Linked DNA regions of Mus musculus: all the other regions are linked to region 2. A link is a loop called in an ENCODE intact Hi-C map of the cell type or tissue named here. Cell type or tissue: heart. All regions are shown on one strand. Links, peaks and the distances in the headings refer to the core of each region. The heading gives the core; the rest is flanking DNA. Region 1 has its middle 11 kb from the start of Hjurp. Region 2 holds the start of Usp40 (ubiquitin specific peptidase 40). Region 3 holds the start of Hjurp (Holliday junction recognition protein).

Region 1 (10,551 bases), core at 2,202-10,201, 280 kb before region 2:
CCATTTAAAAAAAAAATCTAAGATAAGGTCTCATGACCAGGATTAGTAGCACACACTTTTAATCCCAGCACTTGGAAGGCGGAGGCAAGTGGATCTCTGTGAGTTGGAGGGCAGCCTGGTCTACAAAGTGAGTTCCAGGACAGCCTGGTCTACGCAGTGAAATTGTGTTTCAACCTCCCCAACCCCAAAATAAGAGAGAGCCTCATGGATCCCAGGCTGTCGTGGAACTCACTAAGCCAAGGATACCCTTGAGCTTTTGATTCTCTGACTCACCTCCCAGATATCTTTTTTTTTTAAACTAACATTTATTTTCATTTTATGTGTATATGTGAGTACCTGCTTGTGTGTGCATACAATGTCCCAGGAGGCCAAGAAAGCATTGGATCCCCTAGAACTGGAGTTAGAGACAATTTTGAGCTATCATGTGGGTTCTGGGAACCGACTCCTCTTGCAAGATCAGAAAGTGCTCATGACCACTGAGCCATCTCTCTGACCCCATCACACGCCATCCTGAATGAGCATCTATTGCCCTCATCCTCTGCCACCTAAAGTTATGCTGAGAATTTTTGCAACATATTTTTTGCTCTTTTCTTCTTCAGTCCCATGAAAGATTGTCTTTCTAAGAGAATCTCTGGTGACCCAAAGTGGTGGACACAGGAGGAACTGTCCTGACTCACTGGGCAACCTGCCCATGCCTTTAAGACTGGACCCTGTTCAGGCTCCTTCATCACATTTGATCACAAAAAGCAAGTGGAGAATGCTCAAGCCCTGGGCACTGAGCAAATTCAAAACTCGGATCCAGCACTGAGCTCACTGCTGTATTGTACTTTTTTTCTCTCCTTCTTTGTGTGTGTGTGTGTTTTATTAGATATTTTCTTTATTTACATTTCAAATGTTATCCCCCTTCCTTGTTTCCCCTACAAAAAAACCCCTGTCCCCTCCCATTCCCCCTGCTTACCAAGCCACCCACTCCTGCTTCCCTGACCTGGTATTCCCCTACACTGGGGCATCGATCCTTCTCAGGACCAAGGTCCTCTCCTCCCACTGATGTCCAACTAGGCCATCCTCAGCTACATATGCACCTGGAGTCATGGGTCTCCTCCATGTGTACTCTTTGGTTGGTGGTTTAGTCTCTGGGTACTCTGGGGTTACTGGTTAGTCCATATTGCTGTTCCTCCAAAGGGGCTGCAAACCCCTTCACCTCCTTCAGTCCTTTCTCTAGCTCCTCCATTGGGGCAAGGGGAAACCTTGTGTGCAGTCTAACAGAGACTCAAGGAAAGGCCATCCAGAGACTGCCCCACTTGAGAATCCATCCCATAGACAGCTACCAAACCCAGACACTATTGTGGATGCCAACAAGAGCTTGCCGACAGGGGCCTGATATAGCTGTCTCCTGTGATGCTGTGCCAGTGCTGTACTGTTCTTTCTACCTCTGTACTGTTTTCTGGTTTTAAGCGATTAATGATAACTAAAGTGGCTTCTCTATACAGAACACAGATTCTTGCAAAGATGGGGAGGATGTCTCCGTGAGACTGTATGTAACATAACATGAATAGGGATGGTGGTTTTCATGTCCAGGTGAGCTCACTGCATGGGACCAAAGACTGGGAGACCTTTTTGCCAGGCTGTGTCAACAAACTCAATCCCAAATCACCTTACAGAATCCCTTTAGCCTTTGTGGTTGACCAGTTGTCCGTCCACCTGACCCTCATGGCAGGTTGCTCTTTCATCATTTTCTTCTTCTCCTTGTTTTGTGAATTACTGGATTACTTTCTCACCTCAGCATTTTTCTCTTCTGCTTTCTTGGCCTCGATAACCCTTATCAGGTTATGGAAGGATCCGACTCAAGCACTTGCTGTTTTGAAGACCCTTCTAAGATGGCTCCTGTCCTGTCTCATCTTCTACTTCTCTGGGCCATGAATCACTAGGAGGGTAACCATGGCATTGCTCCCCAGGCTCCCCACAAGTAAATTCTAGTAAGCCTGGAAAATCTTGGACAATCTGGGATACCCAGGGCAGGCACAGAGGAGGCTTAGCATATATGTTATAATTAACAAATATTACCCAAGCCAGCAAAGACACCTTGCTGTAGTATAGAAAACTGCACCTTGATGACATGCTTAGACACAAGACGTGCTTCATTGGTTCAAATCACCGGGCATTATTTTTATTCAAATTTCTTCCCTTAACTTTCTGACAGGGGCAGTTTTATTTCAAATTAATATAATTAGTGTTGATGATGATAATAATCGCCTGGAAAGATAACAGAAATGGGACTAGGGATAGGACTCGTGCTTGTGTAGCATGCATGAGGTCCTTGCTTTGATCTCAAGCTCCATATAAACCAGGCATGGTAATGCACATCTATTATCCAAGAACTCCAGAAGTGAGGCAAGAGAGGCTCGGAAGTTCAAGGTCATCCTTGTCTACATAGCAAGTTTGAGTCTAGCCTGTGCTACATGAATAGAGATGATGGAGGAGGAGGAGAGAAGGAAGAAGAAGAGGAAGGGGAAGGGGAGGAGGAGAACAGGATTGAAAGCCTGAGTCTTATTTTAAATGAACGTATAAAATTGATGAAGTCTCAAATTTCTTCCTTCAGTAGAATAGATGCAAATGGGGTGTAGTAAAACTAGAAATAACATTTATCATCTTTAAATAGTTCTTTGTCTGCTATCAAGTACTTTTGAATATATGATGCTCTCTTATGGGTTCATATTTCAGTCGAATGGTACAATAAATAGCATTAAGCTGAGGCATCTGGCATTGCATGCAGAGTGTAGGAGCAGATAGATCAGCCTCAAAGTCTGACTGCCTGTGCTCTGGTAAGGTTCACTACAGTCTATCTGTGTGACTGACCCTGGGGCAAGTTGCTTGACATCAGTCCCTGTATCCATATACAATGGGTATACATTGAAGATGGTGCATGCTTTCTGCATTGTGAAATACAGAATGAATTAATGTTGTGATTCTCAAGCCTAATATACATTGCATTCATTGGAGAGCTTAAGATAAAGACAAACAGATCAGGGGGCTAGAGAGGAAGCTCTGTTCTTGAAGAGGACCAGAGTTCAGTTCTCAGCATCCACATCTGGAGGCTCACAACCAGCTATAACTGTAGCTCAGGGGATCCCAATTAAGATTAGAATGTAGCTTCCTAGAGCACCTGCACTTATGTGCATACATCCCCCAAGCAGATACACATAATTAAAATTTTAAAATTGTTTTTTGTTTGTTTGTTTGTTTGCTTGCTTTTTAAGCCCAGGTCACTTGGGATGGTTCATTTCCAGTGCCAATAGGATTGACTTAAAGAAGAACTAGACAAGCTAGAGATGTCTCGGTGGTTATGAGCACTTGTTGCTCTTCCAGAGGACCTGGGCACGGCACAGACATGGCAGCTCACAGCCGTATGTAACTGACGCCCTCTGCTGGCTTCTACAGGCACTGCATGCTGCAGACATGTGGGCAAAACACTCATATACATAAAAATAAATCACTGTTAAAGGAAAAATAAATAGAAATATTTAGAGAGCTGATCAAGCATGACTTCTTACTCTGTGTCTGTGAGGTGTTCCTTCCCAAAGGCAGGCTCTCTCTCTCTCTCTCTCTCTCTCTCTCTCTCTCTCTCTCTCTCTGTGTGTGTGTGTGTGTGTCTGTCTGTCTGTCTGTCTGTCTGTCCAAGAATATCCTTCTCTTCTTGCTCTGGGAACAGAAGTCCAGGATTTCTAGATTTGACTTCAGGACTTTCACTAACTGACCCTCTGGTCCATTAGCCTCTAATCTGGACTGAGAGCCCCACTATTGGCTTCCCCAGTTCTGAGGCTTTGGGACTTCTAGACTGCGCTCAAGAACCCAGGGTCTAAAGCTTGTAGATGCTCTGTATAAACACATCACAATCACTCTAATGAATTATCCTCAAATAGATAGATAGGTAGGAAATAGGCAGACAGACAGATGAATAGACAATAAGTAGGTAGGTAAATAGGTAGGTAGGTAGGTAGGTAGGTAGGTAGATAGATAGATAGATAGATAGATAGATAGATAGATAGATATGGAGAGAACCCAGAAATACACTTAAGCTTCCACCTTTAACTCCATGCTGGAGGAAGGAACTACCGTGGAAAACTTCAAAAAGTAAACAATTTGAACATTTTAAATCACATGCTGGGCTAAGCAGTGTGATGAAGCCATGCCACCCCCATCCATCCTGCTAAGGACACAAACCTCTCTGTCCAGTGTATCTGAACTGTATATGCTACCCTCCCGCTAGCCCTGTTGGTACCCATCCTGGTTGTCTCACCAATGTTGTAGGGCTTACATTCAAGCTACTCTTCTTTGACTTAATCACAGCACCAGACCACAAAAAGCAGTGATGCAGATAATTGAATCTTGTCATAGAGAAGTTATACATTAAAAAAAAAAACAAAAACAAAAGCAAAGGTTCTTGACTTAATGAGAAAAAAGTTGTATGGATGATGTTGCTAAGACTTAACAGAAGAAAGACAAATCTGCCATCCACAGCATTGTGAAGAAATAGAAGTTTACACTGATATGGTCATAACACCTTCAACTGCAAAAGTTACAGCCACAGTGCGTGCCCCAGGAGAAGAAAGAGCCACATGGGCACATGTTCTAAAAGCAGGCCACTCACGCCTGTGTATTTCACATCTTCTCTGTCCTACTTTAATGTTTCGTGAGCATTTTAATGTCAGATGTATTTCCAAGACTTACAATCCTATTTTAGAACAGCCCATAATATATTGTTTGCATTCATTTGTTCATTGAGGAAATATCACTGTTTCTACCCCTACACCAGACACCATTCAAAGCAGGAAGGCACAGAAAGAGAAGGGGCTTCCTGGCCATTCTTTTCAGGGGTGGGGTAGGGTTGAGGAGGGGATGACCATAAGCAAACAGATGAATATATGAGAGGCTGAGGGATGGCGAAAGCAGTGAGAACAGCTGTTCTAGCCTGGTGTTTGTTGCTATGACAAACACCATGACCACTAGCAACTTAAGAGGAGGAAAGGGTTTGTTTCAGCTTACAGGTCTTGGTCCATCCTAAAATAAAAGTCAGAGTAGGAGCTCAAACCAGAAAGTGAAGGCAGAAACCATGGAGGACACTGATTGCTGGCACTGGTTAATATGAAATATCTGCTTTTCTGTTTGCAAAGGGATCACTACCCTGATAGGGGAGTTAACCACTTGAGACCAATGTTCCTGGGGGTCAGCCAACTCTTAGGCTGACTTGATAAGGCTTGTTTTGTCATCGACTAAACTCCAGCATTAATGACTGCAGAGTTCAAAGTGCAAAAGGCAAAGGTCCACAGGAGTTCCTGCCTAAGAGCACAGGCCCACTTCTGCCTGCTTTGCCCCATTGGGCTTTCCCACAGTTCTTCAGTGAATGGCTCTAATGGGCAAATGGATACTTATAACACCATAACTGAAAGGCGGGGCCTTTTGGCCATTTGAGAATTAGCATCTCTAGGACATGTCTGTCTATGTGCACTGTCCAGAGAATGACTTTCCCTTGAGTCAATCTCCAGCTCCAACATGGCAGCCTTGGTCACCGGGGAACCAGTGCTGTCTTTTGAGACCTCATGCTGCTGAACTCGGGGAGAGAACACTTGTTGAAGTTTTCAGGCATTCGCAGCTTTGAAGCAGTCCTTATGGTTTGCTTTTACCGTGCCAATAAATAGGTTTATTTTATTTTTAATTATGTGTGTCTCTGCAGGGTATGAGCCCTTGCATGCAGTGCCCATGGAGGCCACAAGAGGGCACAAGAACTCTTCGAATTGGAGCTACATGGGGTGAATATTCAACTGAAATGGAAACTGAAATCAGACTTGGGTCCTCTGGAAGAGAAACCGACACTCTTAATCACTCTCTAGTTTCAGCCAATAAAATTTCTCAAAAAGGTAGCATATCTGGACAGTCAAATAAATGATTAGCTAGCTGTTTCATCATTTCTCCAATCTGGCTCCAAATGTTAACTGAATCACTCTAGCCATCTTCTGTCCTCCCAGCCACTTCATCCTCACCCCAGATAATACCAATGGCGGCCCCCAAATTCACTTGTGCTATGCTATAAACACTCAGCATTGACTCTGAGGGGAGGAAGACTGGGTTGTTTGTTTGTTTGTTTGTTTTGCTCTCTCTCACACTCCAAGGTCTGCGGTCTTGACCTAGAAGACCCTTTGCCTTTCTCATCCAGACCAGAGTGGATATCCTAAAAAATGCTTTCCTCTGCCCTTCCTTGGGATGAGTGTGCAAACCCTACAGCCGGGAATGGCTTAAAGCACTTACCCTGCTGCAGGCCCCGGGAACTATGCTGGCCACTCAGAAGGCACCTTCCAAATGCTAGCACCACACGCAATGCTCCTTCACTTCTCCCTTGAAACCTGTGGCTGAGGCAGCAGGGGCTCACTGACTTTCGGGAGGGTTGACGCTACTGTCTTAGAGGTCCTCATCGACTCGTGGGGCGGGTCGGAAGGGCACCACAGCCTGCAGGCATTTGGCACGGTCTTCCTTGACAGTGAACAGGTCACCCTCATCAGGGTTTATCCAAGCATCAAAATTGTGAGTTCTGCACTAGAGTTTATAGCTCCCATGATCCTCTTTGGCTCCAGGCCCCTAGCAGGATTTTCTACCTTTTCTTTCTTCTGCTGTTCACTCTCCTCTCCCCATCTGCTGAGGGCTCAGCCAAGAGTTGCACCGGATTCTCTCTAGCTGCGTGTCGTTCTTTTGAGAAACCTTCCCACTTTAGGAGACCCAGGAAATTTTCCCACCATGCATCTCTCTCTTCATCTTCTTCTGTTTTCTCCTCCCGTGGTGCTAGCCAGCTTTCCTGGTGTAAAGAATGAGAGCACCCCGTAGTCTGCAGGGCATCACTGGCACTACCAGCCATCACGTGCCCATCCAGGTGATGCGTAGATCTTCTCACACGCCTAGCATGCCTGGCAGCGCATGCTTCTCTCTCATCGCGTGCTTCCCAGCATGGGATTTGCTCTGTGACACTTTGGGGTTGAATAGTGAACTAGCTTTTGCACATGTGTGTCTCTTTCTTAAGTCGAAGCCTCTCGTATTCTGGGCTAGCCTGTGAACTTGCTGTGTAGCAGAGGATGGCCTTGAACTCCTGATCCTTCTTCTGCCTCTGCCTTCTAAGTAGTAGAAGTACAGGAGTGCTTCCACTGGTGTGCAACACATGGATTGTGCTGTGCTTGGGGTCCCATCTGGGGCTTCATGTAGTAGTGTGTGGACTGATCTGGAACCCCCTATTTTAACCTACATTGTCCATTACCCGAATGCCTTCATGCTCCTTGATTCTCTTGTGAATCTCCTGTTCTTGCTTTTCACGTGTGTCTGCCTGCTCTCATTGTTCATGTGTTTGTCTGCTTGCCTGCCTGTCAATGCTGATTCACAAGAATTTAGGCACCAAGAACAGAAGCTGTGTTTACAAGGACACACAGAAGCTCACACCAAACCGATTGTGTTCTTTTCAGTATTTCCTTTGATGATTAATGAAAATAAAACCCAATGTCAGAAAAAGGCAAAGTAGGATACTGCAGGGCTGGTTAGCACTGGAAAGCTAAAAACGCTAATTCTTAACACTAGACACACAAAGGCGTGAAACAGGACAAACACACGGGACAGACATACTGACAAATGCAGCAGTAGCTGGCAGGTGGTTGACTAGATCAAAGGTCTAGTAAGACAGGAAGAAAAAGCAATCTTTTTAATAAACTAGAATAACCGTGTGCCGGAGGCAACTGTGTAACTCAGCAACTCTGAAGAGTGTTATCCTTTGATGAAAGACTCCAGGGGCCACACTGTGACTCACACCATTATTTTTGCCTTCATGGACTCCCCTCTTACAATAAAAAAAGGGGGTAAGATGCAAAAATGATAGTGTTATGGCTTTATAAAGACTTAATCAATCTAGGCTGTACCAAATCCGTTTTTATTTCAACTTTAAAATTTAAAATGTACTGAGGCTAGAGAGATGGGTCAGTGGTTAAGAGGCACTGCTCTTGAAGAGGATCCAGTTCTGTCCCCATCACCCACACTGGGCTGTCTCAGTCACAAGCACTTGTAACTCCAGTTCCGGGGGACCTCATGCCTCTGGCCTCCACAGGTCAGGTGCATAGACGCACAGAGAGACACACATATTCACATAATTAAAACTAGAAATATGAACATCTTGAAACTTGAAACATTCCCGCGATCCTTTAAAGCATCCGTGAGGGAGAAGCCCTTGGCGTGTGGAAAGCAGCCCTGGCTGCTGAGGTGACAATGACGCCGTCAGTCATGCAGCTCCATTGGGGGTTGCTTCCACGGAAGAGATCCCCTGGCCCAAGAGGATGGAGCCAGGAGACTGGTCCTCGCAGGTGTCCAGAGACCTGCCATCTTGGTCTAAAGCCAACCCTGAGGCAGCTCACTTAGATCTAGAGCCCCCTAGTGGCCTGGCACTGAGTGAGCAGCAGCCCAGTGCCAGTTTCAACCATTCCTCCCCAACCCTCACCCTGAACTCCCAAATAAATGGCTTTTGTTAAATTCAATCTCAGAGACTCACTCTTCCCAGGGAAATCAGCCTAAGATGACAGCACATTTCTAACACAGCATACAGTGGGCCTCCATGTGTACAGGCAAAGATAAGAGAGAGAGTATGCTCATCCCAGAGTGTGAAGGGCTCATCCCAAGCAGGCCATACCCACTTCTGCGGAACTGTGTCAATGTCTGCTTCATGACCGTCATGCCGACTTTTCAGAGATGTTTTCTCTGACCTTCTGCAACCATAAAGATGACAAAGACACTCATGACACTGATCCTGACGGAGCCCTCTCAGCTGTGGCACTGTCCGTTGCTCTGTCCCCTTCAGCCAAGAGGGAAAGGGACATATGCTTACTCCTATGCTCCATGGCCACAAGCTTCAAGGGCTGTGTGTGACTATAGCAGTTAAGACCGTTCTGGATTCCACCCTTCTCACTTCCAGGATGGTAGAATGGTAGACAAGATCCGTGCAGGTGAGTAGTGCTGAGGTCTCATGGTCTGGCACAGCCATGGGCTCACCTCTGAACCTATCAGCTCTATGATCCTCCATAAACAATGGAGCAAAGTCTCCTGCTGCCACCTGCTCTCTGCAGCAATGGGATAGCTCACCCTAGTCGACCAGATGCTGATTTCACAACTGAACTCTCTGTGACCTTATCAGACACGGTGTGACCTCTCCCTATGATGTGCATTCGATTAGAGGCTGAGAAACATCCTAACAGGTATATAACACTCCCCCACCACCACCACATAAATGGGACTCAGAACTGCGTCTCTGTTTTCAACAGATGAGCTCCTCGTGGGAACGCAACCCAAGGGGGGTGATGTGGAAATTTCCTCACCCCGATTCTCAAAGCTGTCTGAAAGGTTCGTAAGAGCCTCACACTCCAGTAAAAAGGAGAGCTGCAACATTCAAGAATCGTACCCTGTTCTGGTCATTTCAAGGTTGTGGCAAAGAAGTGTGATGTTGTCAGACCCCTCTGGGGCAAAGTGGTCCATTAGGCCTTGTGGGTAACACGGTAGGTGTGCAGTAATAGCCGAACAAGGACACAGAAAGCAGGCACTGGAAATGCAAGTGTTCTGTCCTCCAAAAAGCAGAAGGGAAAGTAATTTAGCTGGGGCCCTGTGCCACAGACATTTAAAAATCTTTGCCCTCAGATTTGCATTAATAACCATTCGGTCTCCATTTGCTGTTTTGGAAACTGGAAAGCTAGACCCAAGAGTTATTCTCTGAAATAAGTTAGTAGCTCTTTTGGACCTCAGAAAAGAATGCATTTCAGATGGAAAGTTTAAAAGGTACCTACAGACTCCTCTCTTCCTCCCTGCAAACCGGCTTGACACATGCCTTCCTGTCCATCCCACGACAATCATTGCAGTGTGGCTGAGAATCAGCCTCTCCCTGGTGCCTGTTCTCAAGCCCCATGCCTGCAGAGTTAGGGAGTCAACATTCCTTAGGAACCAGCTTGCTGGTACCAAGCACTGTCTCAATGGTGCGATCTCCATCACTCTACAAAGGCAATAGTATCCCCGTTTTACGAATGGCATCACTGAGACTCAGACACATTGCCCAGAGTAGCCTGGGTTACAGATTGCGGAATTGGGATCTCAACACAAGTCACCTCCCTCCTTTAGTGAGACAATGAAAAGATCAATAGATCCAAAGCCCTTAGCACATTCTACTCAGTGGGCATGTTACTGTTATTACTAAATGGAAGTAAATTGCCTTTGGAGCCACCAGTCAATCCCATCATATTATCCAAGACAAAACATGTAATAAGAGCATCATGAGACTCACTGATAACTCTGAGGGTTGCTCAGAATGGACGCCATGGTTTGCATCTGGAATGTTCTTCAAAAGTCCATATGAAAGGGGTTGGGGACCTTGAGCCCAGGCATAATGACCAGAATCCTACTTAAACTTGCTGCACAATGCTGTAGGTTGGGAGAGCAAACCTAGTCTAAAACTCTCACATTGCGATTCAGCACACAGAGAGTAACCAAGCA
Region 2 (10,551 bases), core at 1,231-9,230:
CATAGCAATGGGTGCTTGCCTGGTCAACTAAGTCCATCACCAGGGGTCTTAAATTTTCTCTTTTATACAGTCTCTATTATCTATGATAAAATAATAATAAATTTGAGTTGTTCTTGCTTTTCCTTAACCAGATAGTTTAAGTAGCACTGCTGTAAAGCACTGGCTATCAAGAACCCCTTTCCTACTACGGGATGTGCTAACAGATGAAATGTTTGTTATGCCTGGCTAGAGTTCTTTCAAGGATCATCTAGTCTGAATTCTTTTTTAAGTTTCCTGATGGTAACATCCTCCAAATTGATCCCAAACCCTAATTTGGAGCTATCTGACATCACAGGGGAGGAGTGCCTGCACACAGCCCATGATAGGCAAGTTCTAACCTGGTATTTTACAACCGGGTCTTAGCACATTCCCAGCAGGAATTTGGTATTCTCATCCCAACTACAGACTGAAATGTGGTGAGGCAGGTACTCCTTCATGTCTTATGATCCCAATACTTCCATTGTGTGATCATCAGGCTGACCAAAATGGCTTTGGAAAAGAAGCCCCTCATCCCCATCGCTCCCTGTTTTTTTTTCCCCTCTTTTTTTAAATTAGGTATTCAGTTCATTTACATTTCCAGTGCTATCCCAAAAGTCCTCCATACACCCCCCCGGCACTTCCCTACCCACCCACTCCCACTTCTTGGCCCTGGAGTTCCCCTGTACTGGGGCATATAAAGTTTGCATGACCAATGGGCCTCTCTTTCCACTGATGGCCGACTAGGACATCTTCTGATACACATGCAGCTAGAGACACAAGCTCTGGGGGGTACTGGTAAGTTCATATTGTTGTTCCACCTATAGGAGTGCAGATCCCTTTAGCTCCTTGGGTACTTTCTCTAGCTCCTCCACTGGGGACCCTGTGATCCATCCAATAGATGACTGTGAGCATCCACTTCTGTGTTTGCTAGGCCCCTGCATAGTCTCACAAGAGACAGCTATATCAGGGTCCTGTCAGCAAAATCTTGCTAGTGTATGCAATGGTGTCAGCATTTGGAGGCTGATTATGGGATGGATCCCCGGCTATGGCAGACTCTAGATGGTCCATCCTTTAGTCTCAGCTCCAAACTTTGTCTCTGTAACTCCTTCCATGGGTGTTTTATTCTCAATTCTAAAAAGGGGCAAAGTGTCCACACTTTGGTCTTCGTTCTTCTTGAGTATCATGTGTTTTGAAAATTGTATCTTATATCTTGGGTATTCTAAGTTTCTGGGCTAATATCCATTTATCAGTGAGTACATATCATGTGGGTTCTTTTGTGATTGGGTTACCTCACTCAGGATGATGCCCTCCAGGTCCATCCATTTGCCTAGGAATTTCATGAATTCATTCTTTTTAATAGCTGAGTAGTACTCCATTGTGTAAATGTACCACATTTTTTTGTATCCATTCCTCTGTTGAGGGGCATCTGGGTTCTTTCCAGCTTCTGGCTATTATAAATAAGGCTGCTATGAACATAGTGGAACATGTGGAGGACTTCTTACCAGTTGGAACATCTTCTGGATATATGCCCAGGAGAGGTATTGTGGGATTCTCCGGTAGTACTATGTCCAATTTTCTGAGGAACCGCCAGACTGATTTCCAGAGTGGTTGTATAAGCTTGCAATCCCACCAACAATGGAGGAGTGTTCCTCTTTCTCCACATCCTCGCCAGCATCTGCTGTCACCTGAATTTTTGATCTTAGCCATTCTGACTGGTGTGAGGTGGAATCTCAGGGTTGTTTTGATTTGCATTTCCCTGATGATTAAGGATGCTGAACATTTTTTCAGGTGCTTCTCAGACATTCGGTATTCCTCAGGTGAGAATTCTTTGTTTAGCTCTGAGCCCCATTTTTTAATGGGGTTATTTGATTTTCTGGAGTCCCCCTCCTTGAGTTCTTTATATATATTGGATATTAGTCCCCTATCTGATTTAGGATAGGTAAAGATCGTTTCCCAATCTGTTGGTGGCCTTTTTGTCTTATTGACAGTGTCTTTGCCTTACAGAAGCTTTGCAATTTTATGAGGTCCCATTTGTCGATTCTTGATCTTACAGCACAAGCCATTGCTATTCTATTCAGGAATTTTTCCCCTGTGCCCATATCTTCAAGGCTTTTCCCCACTTTCTCCTCTATAAGTTTCAGTGTCTCTGGTTTTATGTGGAGTTCCTTGATCCACTTAGATTTGACCTTAGTACAAGGAGATAGGAATGGATCAATTCACATTCTTCTACATGATAACCACCAGTTGTGCCAGCACCATTTATTGAAAATGCTGTCTTTTTTCCACTGGATGGTTTTAGCTCCCTTGTCAAAGATCAAGTGACTATATGTGTGTGGGTTCATTTCTGGGTCTTCAATTCTATTCCATTGGTCTACTTGTCTGTCGCTATACCAGTACCATGCAGTTTTTATCACAATTGCTTTGTAGTAAAGCTTTAGGTCAGGCATGTTGATTCCACCAGAGGTTCTTTTATACTTGAGAAGAGTTTTTGCTATCCTAGGTTTTTTGTTATTCCAGATGAATTTGCAGATTTCCCTTTCTATTTCATTGAAGAATTGAGTTGGAATTTTGATGGGGATTGCTTTGAATCTGTAGATTGCTTTTGGCAAGATAGCCATTTTTACTATATTGATCCTGCCAATCCATGAGCATGGGAGATCTTTCCATCTTCTGAGATCTTCTTTAATTTCTTTTTTCAGAGTCTTAAAGTTCTTATCATACAGATCTTTCACTTCCTTAGAGTCACGCTAAGGTATTTTATATTATTTGTGACTATTGAGAAGGATGTTGTTTCCCTAATTTCTTTCTCAGCCTGTTTATCCTTTGTGTAGAGAAAGGCCATTGACTTGTTTGAGTTAATTTTATATCCAGCTACTTCACTGAAGCTGTTTATCAGGTTTAGGAGTTCTCTGGTGGAATTTTTAGGGTCACTTATATATACTATCATATCATCTGTAAAAAGTGATATTTTGACTTCTTCCTTTCCAATTTGTATCCCCTTGATTTCCTTTTGTTGTTGAATTGCTCTGGCTAGGACTTCAAGTACAATGTTGAATAGGTAGGGAGAAAGTGGGCAGCCTTGTCTAGTCACTGATTTTAGTGGGAATGCTTCTAGCTTCTCACTATTTACTTTGATGTTGGCTACTGATTTGCTGTAGATTGCTTTCATCATGTTTAGGTATGGGTCTTGAATTCCTGATCTTTCCAAGACTTTTATCATGAATGGGTGTTGGATTTTGTCAAATGCTTTCTCCACATCTAACGAGATGATCATGTGGTTTTTGTCTTTGTGTTGTTTATATAGTGGATTACGTTGATGGATTTCCGTATATTAAACCATCCCTGCATCCCTGGAATGAAACCTACTTGGTCAGGATGGATGATTGTTTTGATGTGTTCTTGGATATTGCCTCATTGTGTAAGAGAAATCAAAAGGATGGGATGAACTACAGTTTTAACTACAAAGGAACAGAAAATAAAGTGGGTCAGACAAATGTAGACAAGACTGTCTATGGAGAGACCTAAAGTGTGAGAAATGGGGGTGGGTGGGAGGGATTGGACAGTTGAGTGCCCAGAATTAGAGAAAGTACACAGAAAGTAAGCCAATCCAAGAGATAAGATAACTTTGGGGTATGGCCACTTGCAGTAAGTTGACCCCAGAGAGAGAAGGAGAACGTAGACAGGTGGTAGAATGGAACTATGAGTCAGAACATAACAAAGAGGCCAGGCTGTCCTAGGTTGCTTTCTATTGCAGTGATGAACACCACCAGTAAAAGCAACGTGGGGAGAAAAGGGTTCATTTCAGACAGCTCACAGTTCATCACGAACTCAAGGCAGGGCAGCAACTCAAGGCAGGGACTAGAGGCAGAACCTGAAGTGGAGGCCATGGAGAAACCCTGCTCTCTGGCTTGTTCCCTCTGGGTCACTCAGTTTGTTTTTTATACAACCCAGGTCCACCTTCCCAAGGTTGGCACCACCCATAGTGGGCTGGGTCCTCCCACATTAATCATTCATCAAGAAAATGTCCCCACACTTGCCTCCAGGCCAATCTTATAGAGGTATTCTCTCAGCATCTGTTCCCTCTTTCCATGTGACCCTAGCTTGTGTCCCGTTTACAAACAAAACAAAATAAAGTACAAAAACAAACAACCTACCAAGAAAAAAAAAAAGTAATCAAAACCTAACTAACAAGCACATGGGTGTAAGGGGATATAGCTGCCCAGAGGGAAGCCACCTATGCCTGTGGATCTTGGCTTACAGTGTTGAGTTTTGGTCAGGGAATAAAAGTTTAAGGTATAGCTGTGATTTTTAAATAGGAGGATAAAGTACCATAAGACAGAAAGAGATATGGCCAGGAAAGCAAAGTGAAGGGGAGGTTGCTAAAAAGCAAAGTGGTCCTCCACCTGGAGTACTGAGAGCTGTGTACTCTCCCAGTCCATTTCCTGGCCCAGACCCCTTATTCCTAGCCAATGGTCATCTCCAGTCCTTTCCTCCCAACACTTCCTCAGCGTTCTAGCCACACCAGCCTCCCTCAAATGTTCCAAAGACAAATCCCTTGGACTGATGGTCACTTGGACTCTGCCACCCTCAACCCCCATCACCCTCCATCTTTATTCCTGTTCTCCATCTCTTAAACTCTCAGCTGAAATAAAAATTAGATTTCACCTGTTTCCTTCATTCACATCCTGATAGAGGTTGGAGGAGACGAGGGAGATACAAATGGGGTCTGTGCAAAGGATGGGAAGTAACCTATCCGAAGAGCTCCAGCAGGACAGACAGTTTTGTGTGCATACATGCTTGCATGGTTATATATAAACTACTTAAGGTGGATTGAAGGCGATGTAAGAAGGTTCACAGAACGTAGAGCATTTTCACAAGTTTTGTATCAGAGATATACTTTGAAGAGGAAAAACTGTTTTAAGGTTCTTTTGTTATCCTAGAGCAGAGACTATATAAATACATACTCCACTTAAATGGTGAAAGCTCTAACAGAATGTGGCTCCAACGCTTTTTGCAGGCAGCAATAAATACAAATTTTAACTTGTAAGCCGTCTGGAAAAAGAGCAGTATAACTACCCATAAATCTCCGCGTGGCGCGACGCACCCTGGGAAGTGTAGTCGCATCTGGGGTGGGGGTGGGTGGTTGGAAATCACTTTCCAGAGACACGGCCTCCTCGGCATGGCGGTGCCCGTTCGGAGCGAGTTCGTTTACTCTGTGCTGTGGCCGGGGCGGGGGTCTGGGCTATAGGCAGTAAGTGGGGCTGGGGAACTGGGCGCAGGGAGGGACGAGGGCAGCGTAGGGACGACGCCGGCGGCCTGGGGAGAGACGCCGGGCCTCTGCTGGCAGCGCGTCAGGGGTCGGGCCGCGGGGACGCGCGCCTGGTCGCGCTCCTGGGCGCTGGGCGGCTTGGTGGGCGGCAAGGCCTCTGGAGCGGCGTGACGGGAAGCCAGCCCGCGAGCTAGCTCGAGGCCTGCCTCGCGAGTTCCATTTCTTGAGCTTTTGTTCAGAGGACTGTGTTGGGAAGGAAGAAAACTGCATTTTGGCCATTCCTATCACTTAAGAGAGTGTTCTCAGCGTTTTACCCCAAATGTCCCTTCCCCACACAAGAAACAGAACAGATTCCCGCAGGTCCCCACTTCTGCAGTTGGATTCCTGGGTATGTTTTGGAAGGCCATTGGACTCCATGGCTCTAATGACCAGAGTTTTTCTTCCTCAAGGTACTTACTCCTGGCTCTCTAGTTTAGGGCCAAAGTGCTGAAACTACTGTCAAGATTAATGTGATAGGGTTAAGTCACTGAAACGCTGTGATCTGGTACTGTGTATGAAGGGATGGGGGAAGCTGAGATTTCATAATTGATGAAGGCTCCTCCCCTTCTCTCCCCCCCCCCCTCATTTAGTGATGTGGAATCCAAGAATAGTTATCGGTTCTTGTGGGTCAAGCCCTTTGTACTCAGTAACCTTTCTTTTGTCATGTGACTGGTTTAATTTACCTATGAAAAATACGCAGCCCCATTTTACATAGAAGTAAATGTTAGCTAAAATAACTTGTCCAGGATCACACAGGTTAATCAGGACCCCGTGTAGGTAGGAAAGACAAGTCAGGTCTCGCTTTCTCCAAAACACAAACTACTGTGTTTTCTGAAGAACGATTTAACAAAACAGCTACGCTCGAATAATAAGAGAAAATTGGGGGTGGAGGTACATTTAAAGAATGGAAACATTTATGTAACATATTTTCTTTAAAGGATAGCGTTTAGTTCCACCATGTTTGGGAACCTATTTGAAGAGGATTATTCCAGTGTGTCAAGTAGTCAGTATGGAAGAGGGAAGAAATTAAAGACTAAAGGTTTGGAGCCGCCTGCCCCTAGAGAATTCACCAATTTAAGTGGAATCAGAAATCAGGGTGGAACCTGTTACCTCAGCTCCCTTCTTCAGACGCTTCATTTCACACCTGAATTCAGAGGTATGCTATGTGACATGCATTTGAATAATATGTACCGTGGGCTTTATATGTAATTAGTTATGAAAAAAACATAAAAGAAAACGAATCTTAAGGTGGATTCAACAATATGTGTTTCATTGTTGCAAAGAAAGACATATATTTGCCGTTCTCTGAAGAAAATTATGAAGCTTACCATTTAAAAAATCTATTCTGTGTAGTGATGTAGTGTTTCATAACAACAGCAGCAAAAACAAGGCAAGGTATTTCTAATTCCCATAATTTGAAATACAACATAAAGAGAATTCTCTCATCTTTCTCCAGAGTAACGGTCACTTAAGACAGGGTTACACATGCAGCTTGACTTCTGCAGTGGGAAAAGTTGTCACATTATTTATACACATCCATAGTTACATATCTGCATTTCTGAGATTCAGAGAACTCTGATTCTGAGCTGATCTGTACTGAATTTGTTTGGCCTCAGAAGCTAACCTGGCTGAGGCTTCTTGGGAGTTTTAGTTCTCTCAGGAGTATGAACACTAATATATTCACAACAGGAATGTTAATCTGTTTAGTTAGCATTGTCTGCCCCAGACCTTGATAGGAATGAAAAATAGTGTACAGACACCTCCTTCATCACTCAAAAACCTGGAAATTATGAATTTCAAAGACCCAAAGGAATTGAAGTAAGGAGCTTTGTAAAGGAAACAGAAACAAAAACCTACACAGATTAGCTGTATTAGACGGCTGTGGTGAGTTACCGAGATGACAGACTATTTCTCCAGAAACCACATGCTGGAAGCCAGGCAGTCTTCACCAAAGCCTTTATTTCTTGCCTATTTCTCAACATGTTTGTCCCATTCCCATCTCTACACTCCAGCTTCCTTCATTGGCATCTCTGTGTCCTTTGATTCCAGCATGAGCCTTGTTTGACCTGTGCATGATCCGGATTGGGGGGGGGGCGGTGTCCAAATATTCATGAATATGTAGCTCATGTCTATTCTGACGACAGTCTGGTTTGGCTTGTACTTAAATGCCGAGTTCTCACTACCACACCGTTTATCAGATCTCTGGAATGTTCTGTTTCTCTGAGCTAGACTTATTTTTCTAGCGATTTAGGACATATTTACTGTTGTCCACATCTAGTGTGCCATTCTAATGCAGTGAACTGACAGATTTCAGAGTGGTATCTTGTGTCCTTGACCTCAGCCTCTATATAAAGTTGCCTCCTGATAGTAATTCTACTCTTCAGAATTTTCAGCATTACTAAGCAGTAATGAAGAAGGATATAGACCTTCCAGGTTTTAATAGGGTTGAAGTTAAAAGGCAACTTAAAGTAAAGGCAACTTAAAGTAAAAAAAAAAAAAAAAAGAAAAAAAAAGAAAAAAAATAGCCTTAAGAACAGACTTGAGAGCATGTAGGAGGTGGAGCAAGAGAAGGGTCCCAAGTTCAAAACCACATGAGACTAACCCTCTCTCAAAACAAAATGAAGAAAAAGAAACTGAATAGTAGCTATATGGCACACACCTGTAGTCTCACACACAGGAGATTAAGGCAGGAAGATTAAAAGTCTAAGGCTGGCCTGGGCTATCTAGTGAGACTGTCTCAAAACCCCAAAAAGAGAAAGAGAAGGGGGGGGGGGAATCAAAGTAGATCATGGAGAATACCAGGAGCTTGAGAGGAATAGACAAGTCCTTCCCCGTCTCTTTTAGTATGGAGTACAGTTTATTTAGGGCAATGGGTGGGGGGGAGGATTGAGGGAGTAGAGAGAGAAGAGGAGTAGAGGCAGGCCATGAGCATGTGGAGAGAACGTGGAGGGGGATGGGAGGGAGGGAGAGGGTAAGGGGAGCAAGAGCAAGCAGAGAAGAGAAGAGAAGAGAGCAAGAGCCGTAAGCTTCTCGCATGTCTTCAAGCACGTAGTTTGGCACTGGATGCAGTGTGCACTCTGCATGGTTCAGCATGGTCCTGCCGTGGAAGAGAGGAGCAGGTATAATCTGGAAAGAGTAAGGAGGAACAGATACTGAAAGAGGGAAACGGGGATGTTTTGTGTAAATGTCCTTTGTGGGGAGTGGTGTTCCATTCTATTTCCAGTACATTGCAGTGCGGAACAGTGGGAGGCTAGACTAGAAATGAGTGGTTTTGTTCCTTACCCTGTAGGCTTTTCTGCAGAGTAGGCACCAATGTTCTTCAGTAAAGAGATCTATTCACTCCGTTTATCACTTACCTCAGTGGAATGTGTCAAAACACTGGAGGCCAGTGCTGGGGCTGACAACTTCATTTTCAAGTAAGGTCATTGCCATGTCTTACTACTTGCATAGAAAGACATTTACACACCAAAAAAGGGAGGTGGGAAGGGTCTCAAGGTAGAAGACGTCCAGCCTGGTCCATAACTTGAATGGTTGGTTAGCAGCCTCACATGTGACATTTTTCTGTCTTCTGTGACTCCTCATAGCTTTTGAATCCCATAGCCAAAGACAGTGAAAACCAATCTTTTTTTTTTTTTTTTAATGCTTATAGGGTTTTTTTTTAAGGGGGTGGCGCAGTGTTAGGTATGGACTCTACCCTTAAACTACACCTTAGTCTTTGGATTTTTTTGAGGCAAAATCTTATAGAGACCAAGTTGGCCTTGATCTCAAGATCCTTCTGCCTCTGCCTCAGGAATATAGTGCTAGAGGATGTCCCATAATGCTCTGCCTGCTTATGTTTTTATGTTCTGTGGATCTGTCATACTGAAGTGTCACTTGATATCTGTCCTTAGATCTGGTGGACAGAAATCTTAAAAGAATTTGAAATGTATAGATAAAGGAGATAAATATTGCCTTAGTCACTTCTAAGTCTTTTGCTGATATTGCTTAATGAGGGTCTTGACTTCTTAAACAGTTTCCTAAGAAGAAGCCGTATCACTTACATATCTAACTCTCCTTTTTTGTTTAGAAGCTTTATTTTCTCTTGGTCCGGAAGAGCTGGGTTCTTTAGAGGATAAAGATAAACCTGATGCAAAGGTACTAAATGTATAATTTATTGGGTCTCTTAGAATATTTGGGACTTGTTTAGGGTTTTTGCATGTGTTTGTGTGTTGTGTGCATGCCTGTGCAAATACATGTTTGCTGGGGGAAAGTGTGCACATGTGTGCATGTGAGCATACAGGTGTGTGTATGTGCATGTACAGGCCAGGGGTTGATGTCCTCCCTCCATCATGCTCCACCTTATTTATTCATTGAGGTAGGATCTCTCTCTTGTACTGTTTCAGCTCTCTCCCTAACCCAGTTGTCCCTGTGATCCTGACTGCCTCCTGAGAACTGAGATTAAGGCAGGCCACCACACCCACCCAGCATTTAAGTGGGTACTTAGGGATTTGAACTCCAATGCTCATTCTTTTTTGTTTTGTTTTGTTTTGTTTTTTGGGGGGTGTTTGTTTGTTTGGTTGGTTGATTGGTTGGTTTTTCGAGACAGGGTTTCTCTGTATAGCCCTGGCTGTCCTGGAACTCACTTTGTAGACCAGGCTAGCCTCAAACTCAGAAATCTGCCTGCCTCTGCCTCCCGAGTGCTGGGATTAAAGGCGTGCGCCACCACGCCCGGCTTCCAATGCTCATTCTTATGTGGCAAGCACTTTATCCACTGCAGCTATCTCCCTAGTCCAGGAAATGTTTTTTAAGGAAAGAATTAAGTACTTTATTCATAGAAAACATTTATTACAAAGTATCATCTTCATTGACAATGGCTTGCCTCATAATTAGCAATGAAATTTTCTCCACAAAAGAATAGCTTTTCCAACTACCATGCTGCTATTGCTGCTATTATAAATATGCCTGGCTTTGCTGCGCTTATTTTCAAGGCAAAGGAGAGACTTGTAAACTATCCATGCTAGCTGACTAGAACATTCATTCCGTGCACTAACTTACCATGCACCGAATACAGAGGGGAAACCCTAGAGACCAGTATTTTCTCAACTTAGTGTTCTGGAAATACATTGAAGAAAAATATAGGAGATTGTTTTGTACATTGCTGTGGTGGAATTGTTCAAAGCATAACCCTAAGCATGCTCTCCCTGCTGGAATCTCACTCAGAGGCTTCTCATTGCACTTAGGGTCTT
Region 3 (10,551 bases), core at 50-8,049, 270 kb before region 2:
AGAACACCCCAGTAAAGTGTGGGATGAAGAAAGAACTGCACTGGGGTGCTAGACCAAGAAAAGAGGCTCGAGGGTAAACCCAGAACTTTCCTACAGTAGATAGTTTTTTTGAGGGGCTTGAAAATATGTATAAACTGGAGAGCTGGCTCAGCGGTTAAGAGCACTGACTGCTCTTCCATAGGTCCTGAGTTCAAATCCCAGCAACCACATGGTGGCTCACAACCATCTGTAATGGGACCCAATGCCCTCTTCTGGTGTGTCTGAAGACAGCAACAGTGTACTCATAAATAAAAATAAATAAATCTTTTATTTTTAAAAAATATGTATAAACTACGTGATCTCAGAAAATAAAAAAGAAAAGGGGTGTTTGGGAAGTTATCCATTAATCTCATGCCTCCAGTTAGAAAACTATTCACATATAATGCAGGAAGGGCTGGCCTTTGCATGCTTCAGAGAAAGATGTCATGAGAGTTCTCAGACCCATAAATAATGGGGTTGATTAAAAATAGGTCACCCAAATCGATCTAATTGTGTTCTATTTTTAATGTAAATTCTTCCATTGGTTTTTAAAATGTGTAGCCCATTAAGCCACATTAATTATGACCCTAAGAATGTGTTTGTTCTGCAAAACAGGCCCAAGGTGAGGAGAAAAGGCAATTTTCTACCACATGAAGGTGGAGCAGAAGTATCACCGAAGCCCTAGCCCCATTTTCTCTGGGGGAAGAAATCCACACTTCTGGTAGGGCGGGGGTGAGGGGGCCGTGATGGTAAAACGTGACCCAGCTCTGTGGAGTCAGGGTTAAAATGTCTGGAGCCTCCGTGTGTCCCACTGGGATAAAAGGACTCTGATTTGTATGATGAAGGGGAAAATATGTGATTGCCTGTCCGTGTTCGCTGTTCCATGAATAACACAGGTTCATTTTTGCACAGACAGGCACCCATTCTGGAAAACGTGGCAGAAGAAAACTAATGCTAAAAGTGTTCCATCACACCATCGTTGATATGAATATATCCTGGAAACGCTTTCATAAACGCATACTCGCATCGTGAAAGTACAGATGTTATGTGCAGATGAGATCACTGGCAATTCACCTCACAAAACAGACTGACCCCCACAACAGTGAAGAGTCCAGAAAGCTTTATTACGGCCAGGCAACACTCTGCTCGGCAGAAGGCACACACTGGGTAGAGAACATAGTCCTTTCTTATACAATATTTGTTGCTGGGCAGGCAGAGCAAGCAAGTGGTTTAACAAAAGCAAATCAGAATGCAGTTATAGCAAGGCCATACATAAAGTTTAAAATTAACAGAGACAAGGGTCTAGGTACAGGCAATTAAATCAGTAGTGATTTAAAACGTTATCTCAATCCTGTTATCATGCAGTGCCGAAATAAGACCAAGAGTCTACACAAACCTTATCTCTTCTCCCACTATCTTACTTACCCTTTTCCCTAGTTTACACAAGATTGCAAGGAACATTTTTTGCACTCAGACCTTGACCATTTGTAGCCTCTAACATTTCTTTAACAATATACATTTTCAAAGATTTCTTATATTTAATTTGTATAGGGGGTTTCTACATGTGAGTGTGGGTGCCGATTGGGGTCAGAACGTGTCCCCCAGAGCTGGAGTTGTGGCTTTTTGTGAACATCCTGACAAAGGTACTGGAAACCAGACTTGGGTCCTATGCAAGAGCTGTGCGGGTCTTAAGTGCTGAGTCATATCTCCAGCCACAACACAGACACTTTTAAAGTACCGGTACAAAACATGTTTAGAAACTCCATTTGAGACCTCTCTGTCCTGTCATTCTAAATGTCAATGAATGCAGTTCTTCAAAACTTAATGGAACCTCACACACTCCCACACCCCCACTCTCATCCCCAGCACACTCACAATACTAAATACTGTGGTTAGAGATTTGTAAACACCCCCAGGCTAAATTCCTGCCAAGGTCTTTCATTGCTTAGGTTTCAAAATGTTGACCCATGGCATCAAAGTACGGTGTGTTTTTTGAAAGCCCATTTTACACCATGCTGCACTTTCCTCTGGAAACATTGCATAACAAAGGCTCTCCTGAAGGGTTAGAGATCCATTTCCTCACGCTCACCCTGATAGTTAATATTTGTGGCTGTTGTTAATTATGCTAACCTCCTAGACTGGACATGACTATTTAGTTTGGTCCCTTTTAACTTTCGTAAGTTAACTTACAAAGCAATAGGTTTAAATGTGGCACCTTCCTATGTCCGCCCTCAGACCTTGTTCTTGCTCATCCTTAACTTAGTTTTGAGACAGAGCACTGCCCATTGCACCTCCTCTCTTGTTGACAATTTCTGACCTTTGTCCTTTTCCCTGAAGGGCTTTCTTACTAAATGTTCTTATCATTAACCCTTGGTAAGATTTATTATTACAATATTATATTTATTATTATTTAATACTTAATTTGGTCCCTCTTAACTTTCATAAGTATTTGGGCCAAATTACCTGTTCTGTTTTGTATATGTAAATGCTTTAATTGATTTTTCTCAATGACAATCAGTATTCTGAAACCTTCTCCGCCTATTTGACTAAACATACTTTGATGAGCTATTAATGCCTCTTTCTAACACAGTAGTCGTGAATGATCTATGTGAAGTCAAAATTATCTGTAAATTGACAGAGTCTCGGATATTTTCTTGTTAATGTGAGAAAACACCTAGCAAAAAGCAAAATAAGGAAGGAAAGTTTTACTTTAAGCTTGCAGTGCAGAGAAGTTCAGCCATCAGGATGGGGAAGGCTTGGAGGTGCTCAGGAGACAGAACAGCATATCTAGTTGACGCCACCACCAACGTTCTGAAGCAACACCTTCTCACATCCCCACAGGCAACAGGTTCATACTGGGGTAGGGACAGATTGGATGAGGCAACCGCCATCCAATCCCAGGAGAGTCGGACGACCGACGGCCCTCCCAGAAGCCCAGGATCTTGAAAGAGACTTCCGCGCTTGTTGCAAATACATTGCGTGGGCATCCACAGTCTATGAGCCTGGAAGCTCTTCTTCCCTCCCTCAGTTTCAATGGGACAGCATGAAAAGATTATGGGGGCAGGCTGAGAAGTAGAGAGGCACCTCAAGGGACTTCCTGATACTCAGTAATGATTCCATTAATTCCCATATCGTGATAATCACGTTAATACCCGCAAACAAATGTAGCTGTTATGAAGTCACAGTAAAACCAACTAGTGGGGTTCAATCCCCCAGCTCTGCCAGAAGACAACCCCTCCCAAAAATTCTGAAAATGTTCTAAAATGTTAATCGAAGTAAATGCCCTCATAAAATGGACACCAAATTACCTACCCCCTCAAGGAACAAGATAACAATCAAGAAACAGCCTATAATCAGAAATGGGAGAGAAAGTTTATTTTAAAACCCTAGGATAAAAATCACAGATTCTGTCACGTTTATAATATCGTTCAGCACATTTACACGCGTCTTGTTTTTGAACACTGGCTTTCCAGACTCCTTTCAGGACCGTTATTTGGATCTGGCTTTCCCCAAGCCTTCCCAAGAGCTGGGAAATTGGTAGATCCAGGAAGGAGCCTTGACAGGCAACTCACCCAGAAGCCTCTAGGGGACGCGGGAGTGCCGCATGAAGTAATGCGCATGTTCCACCCGCTCCGGCGGACCCTCCCTCTCGTCCCTCCCCTTCTCGTTTCCACCGGAAGTGCTCCCTGGGAGCGGCGGCCGGAAACGCGGGCAGGATCGGTTGCGTAAATACTTTTGAAAGACCCTATTAGCGCGCGGGGCGCCACGTTTGATCTGTGGACGGGCTTGGGCGGGTGCAGTGCCGGGCAGAGAGCCACGTACGCCATGGAGTCTATGGGTCGGCAGGACCGCAGGCTGCATCAGCAGCTTAAGGAAAGCAGTAGCCGCTTCCAGACGTTAATGAAGCGGCTGATAGCGAAGGTAGGCTGGGACGGCGGCCGAGGCGGGCAGGGCGCGGTGGGCGGGGATCCAGCGCCCCGGAGTCTGACCAGCTCTCCCTTCCCCGCAGTACAACCAGCCCTTTGAGGACGACCCGTTGGTGGAGATGAGGACGTTAACCTACGAGACGCCCCAGGGTACGAAGCCCTCCCTTCCTGTTGGCACTGGGCCAGAACAGTGGGCCTAGAATTTGCAATGCTGCATTTGTCCCCCTTGCTCCTAGGGACCTTGAATCCCTGAGTTGCTGATTTCCAATTTAATTTCTCTGAAAGAAATGCCTGGAGACACAGTGCAGCCTGGTTTTTTAAAATGCCTGGCATGGAAGTTCGAGCTAATTGATTAGCGGTACAAGTGACTCTGTAAAATAAGGATGTTGACAATCATGGGTAAGCCGTATGGTTGTGTATAACATCACCAGAGTACCTGTCAGGCCATTGGAACAGCACCCAGGACTGCTCCGCTCTCATGGGCTTTGCTGTATAAATGTAGACCCATCTGTTTTGGACAGTCCCCATTATCTGCCACCTCTGACGCATTTTATTTAATGTTGTGAGTGTACTTACTACCTTAAACCTCATCGGTTCTCTAACTGGGATAAGTTTGTTATTTGATGAGGTCGTATCCTTCCCTAAGACCCATCCCTGATGTTTGTCTGAATTTATTGATAAAATCGGATTTCGGATCACAGTCTGCCAGGGGTCTACAAGTGCAGTCTGTCTTTTGTCTTATTGGCTGTTCAGGGCACGTGTTGGGTAAGCATTTTAAATAAGCAGAAACTGAACTAATTCTACAAAGAGGTTGCTTTTCTCTGGATGGGATCAGGACACAGCAATATAGGAATCCATAAGTGTGCTGTCTGACTCTTGGCTTTTCTGTGCTCTTGCGGCTGTTTGTGAAGGGGTAGGCAGTGTCTGGAGTATTTTGGACTGCCCATCTGTCTTCAATGATATATTCTGTCAGTGATATATAACTGATGTCAGTTATATGAGAACAGTGAAGTTGCTGAAGAGTTTGAGACTATACAAGTTGGTATAAGAGCCCTCCCTGAGGTCTGGCCAACACATAGACACCTAGGGCTGCAGTTGTCGGTTAACAAATCTATGTCCTAGCAAGCTTGCCATGAATCCCTCATCTTGTTGATTGTTCTGAGAGACACGTTTTTGGCGCGGCCTTTCCTAACATGCAGTAGACTGAAGTCCAGATTTAAGGTGGAGACTGGAGCAGAGAGCTAACTGCAGAGAACAGGAGGGAATCATTTGTGTGTGTTGACAGTTCACCTGGGCATGCACTTAGCACGTATTGTAGAGTTCAGTTTCAAACATGCAACATTAGCACTTTATGCGATTAAATGTAGAATTCCACGGAGAGGGCCATTCAGCAAAGCCTTGATTTGACTTAGCCGTTGTAGTTGAGCATCAGTGTCCTCTGGAAAGGTCATGTCCCACAGTGGTCAGTGCTATCAGACCTCCCAGAATTCACATGCTGGTTCCACTTCATGAGCAGAGAGCTGGGTTAGTCATCTGAACTTTCCTCTTCGCATATCTGTCTGTACAGTGGACATGGTAAGTCTGTCCTGTGGGCTTTTAAGAGGGTATGGGAGTTACATGCCACACGGGTTGCAAATACGAAACGGTGTGTCCTTGCTAAAACCTGGAGCATAGAGGGTGCTGTGTAATTTATTTTTTCTGTTTCTGTTATAATAATATAATCTGAAATCTCCAGACCCACCATTTTTCTAAGTAACTTGTGTTTTCCTTGAGGGATTTAGAAGGACTGAGTGTACCTCACTGGTTCTGCTAGCTGGGGGGTGACGGGGCTGATGCGCTCCTTCAAGCTCCAGAGTTCTCTGTACGTGGGCTTCTCTGTCCTGGGCTTCTAGATCGCCCTAGGAAAGCACTGACTCCCAAGATGAGGTTAAATGTATGCTACGTGTCTCCCCCTACCTCCCAAATATATAACTTAAGAACAGTATGTATTTGGAATATGAGCTGTGTTAGCCCCTCAGGTACATGGTGGAATTGGGTGACCTGCTGCCTTCTGGGTAGGAGAGACTGCCATTAGTGACAAGTTTGTCCAATCTTGGTTTTTTTAAAAACTTTCTCCTTCACCAAACTGACTGACGGCGCTGCCAATGCCTGGATTGCTCTGAACGCTTGCTTGCCTTTCGCTTCCTTCGCTTTGGTTTCCCATCAAAGCGTTTTAAGCGGAAATGCGAGCATTTCAGATTGCTTCTTCAATTGTCACCTTTGTTTCTTAAGGGTTGAGAGTTTGGGGAGGAAAGCTGATGAAGAAGGAAGACAAGGAATACACTCAGGTATTTGCCATCAGGTTTGCCGCCTTCCTGCTTTACTCTAGTGTGTTGGTGGGACTGCATCCCAGCGCCAGAGAGCCCGGAGGCCGGTGTGCTCTGTGATGGGATGACCTCCTCCTCTGCCCTTACCCCTCCTGTGTGAAGATAAACTGAGAAGTGTTTCTTCCACCTCCTGGCTCTTGTCTGCTATTTCTTCATCATAGTCCACAGCAAGCCATGTGTACCGATGCTGGACCAGCTTGGGGACTCTCAGGGAATGTCCTAGAGGGAGCTCCTTAGTTGGGTCCTTACCAAAAACGCCCAAATCTCATTTCCTTTAAGAAAAAAAAAAAACAATGCCTCTTTTCTTCCTCTGTAACCAGGATGGAGAAAGAGGAGGAGGAGATCTCGTACAGAATCGCATGGCCTCCACCTTTCTGTGCCCCTAGACTGAGGGTCTCCGGGTGCCAGGGCTTTACTGCTAGTAAATACAGCTAATGCTGCTTTTCTGGGTGGCATCAACACCTTTTGCCTTCCTGCTGTGAGACTGGCCTTTTGCCCTGGTGATTAGTGAAAAGCTGCCTGGTCTAACGGAGTCTCAGGCAACCATGGTTCCTGGGGAAACCCATTGCCCGGAATGGAACATCAAAATTAAGTTACACAGCATTAATAGCAGTTCTGGAGTTAAGCTTCCTTGGCTGATTATTATAGCCATAGGAGGGCAGAACTGGCTATAATAATCTTAGGTTAGCTGGGCTGCTGTGGATGTATTCACTCGTACCACCTCAGTGTCTGTCTGGAAATTACCTCATGCCCCTTCCCAAGGCGCTCTTGTCGTCATCATCAGCTGTTACATAGTGTAGCTGCCTTTCGATTTTTTTTGAGACAGGATCTCACACTGTCACCCAAATTAACCTGGAACTGGCTGTGTAGCTCATCAGTTCCAAGGCATTTGGCCCTGGCACCTTTCTCTGTTGTGACTCTTGCTTTGTGAAGATGTAAGTACTTGAGGATGTGGCAGTCCTGTGTTTATATTGCTGTTCAGCTCTGTCATGGGGGAAGCCACCAGAGGCGTGGAAATGAACACACCTGGTATATTCCATGGATTGATGGAGCAGCGTGCCCCAGTTCTTGTGGCATCTTCAGTCAAGGCCACAGAATGTGCTGTCTTTACAAATACAGAGACCTCCTTCTTTAACAGCCCAGTGATAGGATGGTAGTCCTGGTATCAAGAATACTTATTTAAGGTTTTTGTTTAAAGTGTAGGAGATCTTCTGCCTGAGATCTGTAGAAATGCTAGAGCTTTTCTGAAGACTAGAAAAGTGGGCACGCATAGCCTGTGGTTACAGCTGGGGACCCCACAGTATTAATGGGGTTTATTATTGGTGATCCCCTCCACCCCCAAGACAAAGGGTTAATGCTGGTTCCAATATGCCACTCTGAGAACTGTGGAAGGCAGGAAGTTAGAGTGGACTCTCCATTGCCCCATGCTGGTTTGTTGTGGGCTCTCTTTGTAGGTACCAAATAAGCAATATGGGGTCTCTGAGGGCGGGGTGCTCCCATGAATGTCAAAAGTTCTGCCCTTCAGGCATTGGAAACCACAGAACTTTGGGGTCTCAGCTTGCTTGGGGTCCAGGAGGCAGGATCAGTTAAGTGCTACCTGGCCACTTCAGGCTAGCACCCGTAGAGCTAGCACCTGAAAGGACATTGCTCCCCGTGCTGTTGTAAAACTGTAGGCAGTCTTTTTTTGTTTGTTTGTTTTTTGTTTTTTTCGAGACAGGGTTTCTCTGCGTAGTCCTGGCTGTCCTGGAACTCACTCTGTAGACCAGGCTGGCCTCGAACTCAGAAATTTGCCTGCCTCTGCCTCCCAAGTGCTAGGATTAAAGGCGTGCACCACCATTCCCGGTGGCAGTCTTTTCTCTAAGAAGCACCTGTTGATGCCCTAATGGAGCCTAGCAATTGATCACAGGCTTTAGAAAGCACAAATGGCTTCCCTGGGGCAGTGCATGCTGGCTCCACCCAGCAAGAGCTGCAGAAGCCACTGTGTGGCCATAAACACACAGTGCATCGATGCATATAGATCCCAGGTCAGCCCTGTGAGTTCCTGAATGCTGCTGCATTCTCTCTGTGACCATTGGAGTTCTCCACTACCTCTGGGAGTCTTGAGGCCCTTTATTAAACAGGTACAGGAAGATAAAACTTCCTGTTCTCTGTGTGTCCTGCAAGGGTTGTGAATATCTTGATATACAGTGGCTAGAAACGTTCTGTTACTTAATCAAGTTTGTGTTTCTCCTGTGAAGGTGATTGACAGATTAAATGGGCAAGCTCCAGAAGGTGGTGAGTATCGATAACCCTGTACACAAGTCCTGGGAGCCAATGAGTGTTGCTTTATTAGAAAGGGAGGGTAGGGACAGGGCCCACTTGTCTCCACTGCCGCAGTGTACCCACAAGAGTTCCTCACTGTTTATGTTTTATCTAGATTGCTAAGCAGTATTTTTAAAAACATAAGTTATCGTAAATTGCCCCAGTATGTCCTCCTAGGTCCTTGGAAGATGGGGAGCCATGTCTCACGCAGTGGTGTTAACGTTTAGTGAGTCTTAGGATTTGCCCTTAAGGATGGTGATGTGAGCACCAGCTCCTATGGAAAGGAACACCCTATCCCCACTCCCCAACACACATACACACACACACCTTTGTAGCCAGTGTCTGTCTTCTCTCCCTTCTACAGGGCTCCCAGGCTGTGCTCTTCCTGTCTCCCCGGCTTCTTCCATTCAGTCCTTTGCAGTCAGATTCCAGAAAGGTGCTCCCCCTTGCTGGCTTGGGTTTGCCGCTGCCCAGAGAGTCCTCCCAGGGTTTATCCTGGCTGCAGAGTCCATCCTTAGGACTTTACTCTGCAGCACACGTCTAATCCAAGCACTTTCAAGACAAAGGCAGGTAGAGCTCTGTGAGTTTGAGGCCAGCTAGGTCTCGTAGTAAGTTCTGAGCCAGCTAAAGCTACATAGTGAGTCTGTGTCACAGAAGGGGAGTTGGGAAGACTTTTTTTTTCCCCCAAGTAAAAGCAGAGAGAAGGTGGTGATGGCTGCTTGCAAGGTTTCCTCATTCTCTGGTATTAATCCACATCCTCTCTCCACGAACACTTAGCTGCAAAGCCTCCCCTGCTGTTCAAAGCTATTCAGAATGGCTCCTTAAGGGCGGCTTTGGATGTGGGGCCATGAGTACCCTGGGGTGTTTCAGTGTTTCCCTTAGCCTGCCTAGCCATAGTTCCCTGCCCAGGGTTCTAGGCTCCTGGCAATCCTGGGCACGAAGGGATCTTCTTTCCTTTAAGCTCTGTGCATGAGGGGGTTTCAGATTTCCCTGGAACTGGAGTTACAGTGGTCGTGAGCCACCCATTATGCGTGCTGTGAACTGAACTCACGCTGGTCCTCATGAAGGGTAGGGTCTTAGTGAAGGTTTCCATTGCTAGGAAGAGACACCATGACCTAGGCAGCTCGTAGGACAACATTTCAGTAGGGCTAGCTCACAAGAAGAGGTTTGCTCCATTATCATCATGGCAGCATCCAGGTAGGGATAGCACTAGAGGAGCTGAGAGTTCTAAATCTTTATCCAAAGAAAACCAGTAGATTGTCTCTTGCACACTGAATGGAGCTTCAAAGCCCACCCCGACAGTGACCACTTCCTCCATCAAGGCCACACCTTCTAATAGTGTCACTCCCTGGGCCAAGCATATTCAAACCACCACAGGCACTTTTAACCCCTAAACCATCTTCCCGACTCTTGCGCGCGCTCGACTGGCCAGGAAGAACGACGCTGCAACAGGATCCTTCTGCACACGTTTATTGGGAGAGCTTGATTGTAGAGGCGAAAAGACCCCGAGCCCAGAACTGGTGCTGCTTTTATAGGCCTAGGAGAGGTGTGTCTCACACCTGGATTGGTTATGCACTACGCCTCATTTGCATGTTCCTCATCTGATTGGCTACTCTCTCAGTACCTCACAAAGCCTCATTATCATACCTCATTTGCATGTCTCACATCCGATTGGTTACTCTCTCTCAGTACCTTACAGAACCTCATTATCATACCTCATTTGCATGTCTCACATCTGATTGGTTATACTCTCAGTACCTTACAGAACCTCATTATCATGCCTGGGCCAGGCAGTGTCTTTGCAAAAAACTTTACTGCATATGTACACATTAGTTGTTTGTCCAAACTTATGCGTGGTGGCCAGCAGTTGTCAGTGCCACTCTGCAACGGCACATGTGGCTTCCCACACCCGACTCCAGAGGAACATTTTTGAGCCAACA

The links. A loop is a pair of places that touch in the nucleus more often than their neighbours do. Peaks named below come from ENCODE experiments on the same cell type or tissue, not always from the same donor. Only the 100,000 strongest peaks of a DNase experiment are listed, where the experiment ranks them.
Region 1: it touches region 2 in a loop (2.4-fold over the local background); 6 of 42 quality-filtered maps call a loop at or near these places.
Region 3: it touches region 2 in a loop (3-fold over the local background); 6 of 42 quality-filtered maps call a loop at or near these places.

The regions. Positions count from the first base shown.
Region 1 is chr1:88,282,988-88,293,538 of GRCm38, reverse strand. No RefSeq gene overlaps it. Among named protein-coding and RNA genes, the nearest start is that of Hjurp, 11 kb to the right of the region's middle. In heart, for the core only: CTCF peaks have their summits at 3,442 (motif pointing left), 5,730 (motif pointing right) and 8,460 (motif pointing left); DNase peaks (open chromatin) are centred at 5,688, 6,858, 8,428, 9,978 and 4 weaker places.
Region 2 is chr1:88,003,156-88,013,706 of GRCm38, reverse strand. Usp40 (ubiquitin specific peptidase 40) reads left to right here and starts at 5,156. Exons shown (of 32, transcript NM_001198573.1): 1 at 5,156-5,269; 2 at 6,265-6,482; 3 at 9,393-9,460. The coding sequence starts at 6,284. In heart, for the core only: no CTCF peak of the experiment used is centred there; a DNase peak (open chromatin) is centred at 5,246; H3K4me3 peaks cover 1,558 bases; H3K27ac peaks cover 1,776 bases.
Region 3 is chr1:88,270,762-88,281,312 of GRCm38, reverse strand. It overlaps Hjurp (Holliday junction recognition protein), which reads left to right and starts at 3,734. Exons shown (of 8, transcript NM_198652.2): 1 at 3,734-3,939; 2 at 4,028-4,094; 3 at 6,216-6,271; 4 at 8,548-8,584. The coding sequence starts at 3,844. In heart, for the core only: a CTCF peak has its summit at 3,588; DNase peaks (open chromatin) are centred at 3,032, 3,692, 5,442, 7,312 and 2 weaker places; H3K4me3 peaks cover 2,544 bases; H3K27ac peaks cover 2,184 bases.